Regions from separate parts of the Homo sapiens genome. Here region 1 is linked to region 2. The links are chromatin contacts, found by Hi-C or POLR2A ChIA-PET in ENCODE. All regions are on one chromosome and are shown on one strand. The core of a region is the stretch at or near the end of the contact, and the rest is flanking DNA. Distances in the headings are between cores, read along the strand shown. Region 1 overlaps PFKP (phosphofructokinase, platelet). Region 2 has its middle 140 kb from the start of PFKP-DT.

The links. Hi-C counts contacts between places; a loop is a spot of excess contacts on that map. ChIA-PET counts read pairs that join two places held with the same protein, here RNA polymerase II (POLR2A). Pooled maps may share reads with other maps.
Region 1: a loop to region 2 is called in a map of chondrocyte, with 3 times the contacts of the local background. The contact joins two enhancer-like sites. A Hi-C loop is called at or near these places in 2 of 168 maps with a recorded cell type or tissue (chondrocyte and heart left ventricle) and 10 of 50 pooled maps. POLR2A ChIA-PET finds 5 or more read pairs at or near these places in 1 of 52 experiments (common myeloid progenitor, CD34-positive).

The regions. Positions count from the first base shown.
Region 1 is chr10:3,125,537-3,128,316 of GRCh38, reverse strand. All of the region lies in intron 16 of PFKP (phosphofructokinase, platelet), which reads right to left. Among named protein-coding and RNA genes, the nearest start is that of SNORD142, 7.2 kb to the left of the region's middle. Within about 2 kb of position 1,281, at least 8 of the 41 ENCODE cell types and tissues checked have a DNase peak (open chromatin) inside an H3K27ac peak, as active enhancers do.
Region 2 is chr10:2,924,593-2,927,524 of GRCh38, reverse strand. No RefSeq gene overlaps it. Among named protein-coding and RNA genes, the nearest start is that of PFKP-DT, 140 kb to the left of the region's middle. Within about 2 kb of position 1,669, at least 2 of the 41 ENCODE cell types and tissues checked have a DNase peak (open chromatin) inside an H3K27ac peak, as active enhancers do.

The sequences.
Region 1 (2,780 bases), core at 32-2,531, 200 kb before region 2:
ATTATCCCGGTGTCTCTCCCTGCAGTTACCTTGTGGTTATTTGACTTGGGAGGATCTTCCTCACTAGGCTGCAAATTCCATGAGGACAGGAACTGTGGGCTGGGCTTACACCAGTGCACCATCAGCAGCACCCGGCCGAGCCCCCACAGCAGGCGCTCAAGAAATGCTTGTCTCTGAATGACATAAGCATGGTATTCCCCAGCCAGCCGTCCGTCCGTCCTGGTCAACGGCTGATCCTGCAGGATTCCCTAATGGGCCTCCATGGGACTCAGCCAAGAGTAAGAGCATGAAGTGGGGGTGTGGACTTGAGACTAGGAGCCACGTGAGAGTCTGTGCACCCAAGTTTAACACCCATTGGGAAATGTTCACTTGAGCACTTCGGATGAAATCTAAAAGTGCACTTTGATTAATAAATGCAGGCTTGATTAAATGATTCCAAACTGTATTTCCAGTTTCTTTGGCAGATTCTTTTCTTCCCAAAATAATTGGTTGATGTATTCAAAACTGAACACGGACTCTAGTTAGCGGGCCACTTTGCATTGTGTAGAAGCCGAGATGGGGAGAGAAACAGGCAATGGGAAGAATTCCCATCTTTGTGCTTAGGAGGACAGAGGACAGATCCCCGTCAAGGGTCCAAAGAGCCCACAACTGCCTTCTTGAAGGGCCAGTGCAGAATTCTGAGGGTTGCACTGTTCCACCTGTACCGGGTCTCTCTAAATGTGATCTAAGACTTAAGACGCTGTAAGGCTTTAAGACTTCTCCTTTGTCTTAGAGAATCCCAGGCACGGGTGGGGCCTCAGGACCCCCAGAGGCACAAAACCTCATGGGTTACTTTTCCAACTGAATCTCCCCCGCAGCCCACCCTGAGGTGGGGAATTACTGTCACTCATTCAAAGAATGACATCAACCGCTTAATGGCAAAAGAATTCTGCGGGCAAAGCAGCTCTCCCAAGAGGCTGATTTGTGCCCAGGCGTGTCTGAGTTCTGGTCCCGCCAGGCTGCCCCAGGGGGCTGTGGAACAGCGCAGCCCTGACACCTGAGCCACGCCCCCGACTGTGTGCTCGTCTCAGTGTAAACGCAGCGACAGCTGGTACGGAAGAGGCCGCCTTTGCTGGAGCTTAGATACAGCTTTCCTGAACTCTCTCCTCATTACCTAGATGGCATCTGAAGCCTGAATTAGCTTCTAAAAATAGCAAGTCACTCCGGCCGTGCCTCAGGCAATTAGTCAAAGCAGCACTGACAAGAAGGCGGCAGATCCCAAGCGCGGCCCTGCCTGCCTGCAGTGTGGCACGGAGGTGCCTCCCTGGCCTCCGAGTGGGTGGAAGGATGGCAGAGGGCTGTGTCCCAGGGCTGGCACGTGGACAGCAGCTGTGAGTGGCACTTGTCAGGCAAAGCCTGTGACCTCAGCCGTTCCCCCTGCACGATGGGATGTGCCCCCAGCAGACGCCACCCCCTGCAAGGACGCAGAGGCGATCCTGCTGCTGAGAAATTCCCCGAGGAGTCCCATGGGAGCGAGAGCCCCAGGCTACAGTTCAAACATCACCACACTTTGCTCCATGGGTGTTAAGAAATATAAATTGGTGGTGAAAGAAAAGGTGGCGTTTGCTACAGCATTAACGTAGAAAAAAGCCACTGACTTCTCTGTGAGAACCACCTTGCTCTGTGAATCTGCAGGGAGGCCAGTTTTCCCATGACTGGTATCCCTCACGGCAGCCGAGCCTCTGCTGAAGTCGGTGGCCAGACGGGACAGGGGGTGGGGGTCCTGTCCCTGCTACAGCATGGAACCCGCAGCAAAGCACAGCTGCTGGCCAGGGTAGGGCTGCGTCGCGTGTGGGGCGCGAGGGTGGAAGTGTGCATGGACATCTACAAGGTGCTAAAGGAGAGTGAAGCCAGCGATGGCCGGACCCTAATGGCATTCACCCAACAGGGGTCAAGTGCGGGGCCCAAGGAAGTCCTGGGAATGAGCCAGGGCCAGCCTCTGCAAGACCACCACAGCACTGGGGAACACAGGGAGAAGCCTAGGAGAGAGATGGCCAGGACACGCCCCTCAGCTCGAGTGGGAGGCTGAGGCTCGGACTCACAGGAAGCTGCAGCCGACCTCATGGCTCCTCTGCTCCCTTCCCTGCACTGTAACTCAGCTCTGAAGGAAGTACCCGGAATAGAACTGCTGTCTTCCGAGGTTCTGTGCTAAGCTGAACTAAGGAGTCTCCAGCAGGACTGGGAGTTTTCACTGCAAACTCCGGAGCTGGCTTGGACGTCAAGATGTAAGGTAAAGGCCAGTGGCTGCTGTCCCCGCACGCGATGCAGGCCTACCCCGGCCAGCAGTTCTGCTTTGCTGTGGGTCCCTCGCACCAGGTGGCCAAGTCACGGACGTGACCCCACATGTCACGGTGGCCACCGTCCTGTCTGCAGCTGAGTGAGGACCGTCTCTGCAGCAAAGGCCTGTGGAACTACCATAGGTCTTCATGTCCAGCTTATGACCATAGAGGTAGGTCAGAGTATCAGGGACCGGAGGGGCCACCATGTGGGTGTCAGCACCACACCCACGACTGGCAGAATCCACCCCTCCCAAGGCACATGTTGGTGAAACCGCCTGCCCAGGAGGGCGTGATTTCGGCTCTCTAAAGAGCCTCTTGTCTCACCAGGAAGGCTGTTTTCCAGGCAGCGGCCCCCAGTGGGTACGGCTCTGTCCTGGAGCTCGTACTTACCGGGCATTTACACCCCTTCCTGCAGGCTCCCACAGCTGGCCCTGCAGCCTCACTACTCAGCGTGGGCAGGAG
Region 2 (2,932 bases), core at 420-2,919:
AAGCACAGCCTCTCCCTTCAGAGCCTTTTTATCTCTGTGTTAGTCAGGGTTCTCCAGAGAAACAGAAGCAACAAGATAAATAGATAAGTGGATAGGCAGATGACAGATAGAGAGACAGATAGACAGATGGAAAGACAAACAACAGATAGACAGACGGAGAGACAAGCAACAGATAGACAGATGGAGAGACAAACAACAGATAGACAACAGATAGACAGATAGATGACAGACCGATAGATACATAACGGACAGGGATAAATAGATAGATGGACAGACAGACAGACAGGAATTTATAGAAGAGGTTTATTAAGAGGAATTGGCTTATGCGATTGTGGAGGCTGGGAAGACCCACATGTTCCCTCCTGCACGCTGGAGACCTGGGAGAGCTGATGATGTCAGTCCCAGTCTGCATCTGAGGCCTGAGAACCAGGAACTCAGATGTCCCAGGGCAGGAGAGGATGTCTCAGCTGAAACAGAGGAAATCTGCCCTCCCTTCACTTTCTGGTCTATTCAAGCCCTCGGGGGACAGGTTGATGTTGCCCACATGGGTGAGGGTGGAGCCTTTTCACTCAGTCCACTGGTTCACATGCTCACCTCTTCCAGAAATGCCCTCACCGCCCTCCCAAGAAATCATCCTTTACCAGCTACCTGTATACCCCTTAGCCTGGTCAAGACAATACATAAAATAAACCATGGCACCTTCCCCATCTTTGCAACGACTCTTCTGAGGTCCTGTGGGCTTATGTACCACAAGCCAGGAGAGAATTTGTGCCCTAGGATGGACAGGCGGTGTCGAGTGGAGGCTCGATCCTGCAGCCTGCGGTACACCATGGCCCCCAGGTCCTGGGCACACATGTCCGAGGGAAGCTACTCTGCTTCCACCAAGCCTGCAAGCTCAGGGGTCTGCCAAGTTGCTCCTGCTGGCACCTGTTCTGATGGGCACAGGCGGGTTCCATCACAGCCTGTTTCATCCACCTAACTCTGCTCTCCTCTCCTTTCTAGCAGCCATCAAAGGACATGTTGCTTTCCCTTTACTTGCTCAAGAGCAATTTCATTCCACTTTTCTAGGTAATTGTGGCTGTTGTCCCGCGGTTGTATTTCTAAGGTGCAGCAACAACCCTGCTGGCTCCAAGGTGACTTTTCCACCGAGGATAAAACGAGGAAGCTGGTTGACACTTTGTTCCCTAAAATACAAGAAACAAAACGTCCATTTAATTGTCGTGGGCACTCTACTCTGGAGGACACCCTGATCAGAAACTTCGCGTGACTACAAATCTTAGGCTTTGCAGTACCCACAGGCTGTAAAATGAACAGGTTCGTTTCAGTGGCTCAGAGGCAGTCAATACCATGTGTAGGCCTGGGAGGCCTCCCTCAGCTGTCCCCTGCCTTTGTGACTCCATAGCTCCTTGAGACAGAAACATCGATGTATGCAGCATGAGGTTCTGCTCCAAACGAAGAACACGCACCCCCTTAGAGTTCAGCAGACACTTCAGTGCACAGCAAGGAAACTGAGGCTCAGAGAACCAGTGGCTCCCTCACCCAGGTCATCAGAGGCAGAGCCAGGGCAAGATCTCTGTCTCCTTGGCTCCCGTCTCACAGTTCTGGGCCAGTTGGGCCCTTGCAAACTGGGCTTCCTGCCAGCCACGGCACTTCCTGATGAACAGGATGCATTAGCTCAGAGAGCCTATTTATCTTGGTTTTGCCCAGAGCAAGCCCTCGCTATGGCTGTTTCTGAATCTTCTGGGAGTTCGGGTGGATTTGTGGTCAGGGCTGAGGAGCTCTCTTGTTGATCCTTCGTTGGAAGTGGGAACTCCTGCATTTCTGTCTCAGAGTTCGATTACATACCTTGTTGAGTCACGAGTTCCCATCTACAGATGAGGAACCTGAGTTCAGCACCTGAGATCTACCAGCAGCTAAGGGGCTAGAGGGTGCTGGAACCCAGGACTCGTCAGCTCTTCTTGAAAGCGCACTGAATTCACATGGACGTTTAGTAATTTTAAAGTTCTTTTCAACTGGAGTCTAGAGTGTTTGTGTCCTTTGCACTTAATACTTAGGGCTTTGAATGACTCATCTTCCAAAAGATCTTTCTTTCCCCGAAAGCCAAGAGGAGGGCCTGTGTGAATAAGGACCAATCATCTCGTTGGGCATGAATATTGCTACTGAAAACTAATGTTTTCATGCTAATACCATGGAAGAGAAGAACACCAGTTTGGAATTTGGGGAACTGGATTTTTACTTTAAGTATTATTAGAACCTCTCGCATAATTGTGGCCAGTCCTTATCCTCTCTGGACTGCAGCTTTCTGGTTATACATTGCTCTGTTAGGCTCTAGAGGTCCTCCCAGCGTAGAGCTCTGCAGTGTTTCTACAAAGTAGGATCAGGAGTTGGGAGGCCCAGTTTTACCTCTGTGTGGCCTTGTCGCTGAGCCTCAGAAACTTGGCAAGATAAGGATAATTTTTGACTTTTTTAGCTTTAAAAATACAAAAGTCATCAGAACAAAATATTCAAAAAGAAGACATCAGCCCATCGTTCTTAGGTACTTTGGGATCATCAGGACAGTGTCCCCAATGATCTCAGCTGACAGTCTCCACATGATTCTTTCTGCTTATAAAGTCTCCATGCTCCTAAATTGTATTTTCTCGAATGCCCAGCTCTATCAGAAGCTGCCATCTGGAAAGGAGAATGGCATCAATTAGTTTCTGATAGGAAATCTCAAGAATCTCCAAAATTGGTCTTCAATTTTCTGGAAGCACGAATAGGAACTGGGTCTCAGCTGTGAAACTGAGGTCAGATACCAAGGACACTTTAATCAGTGATGGTCAGAAACATGTGTCGCCCCAAACACGGGTGTGCCTGCTGCACACAGCACAGTCACTGTGGTGTGATAATGGCCATCACTGCAGCCACTCAGCACAATAACTGTGGTGTGATA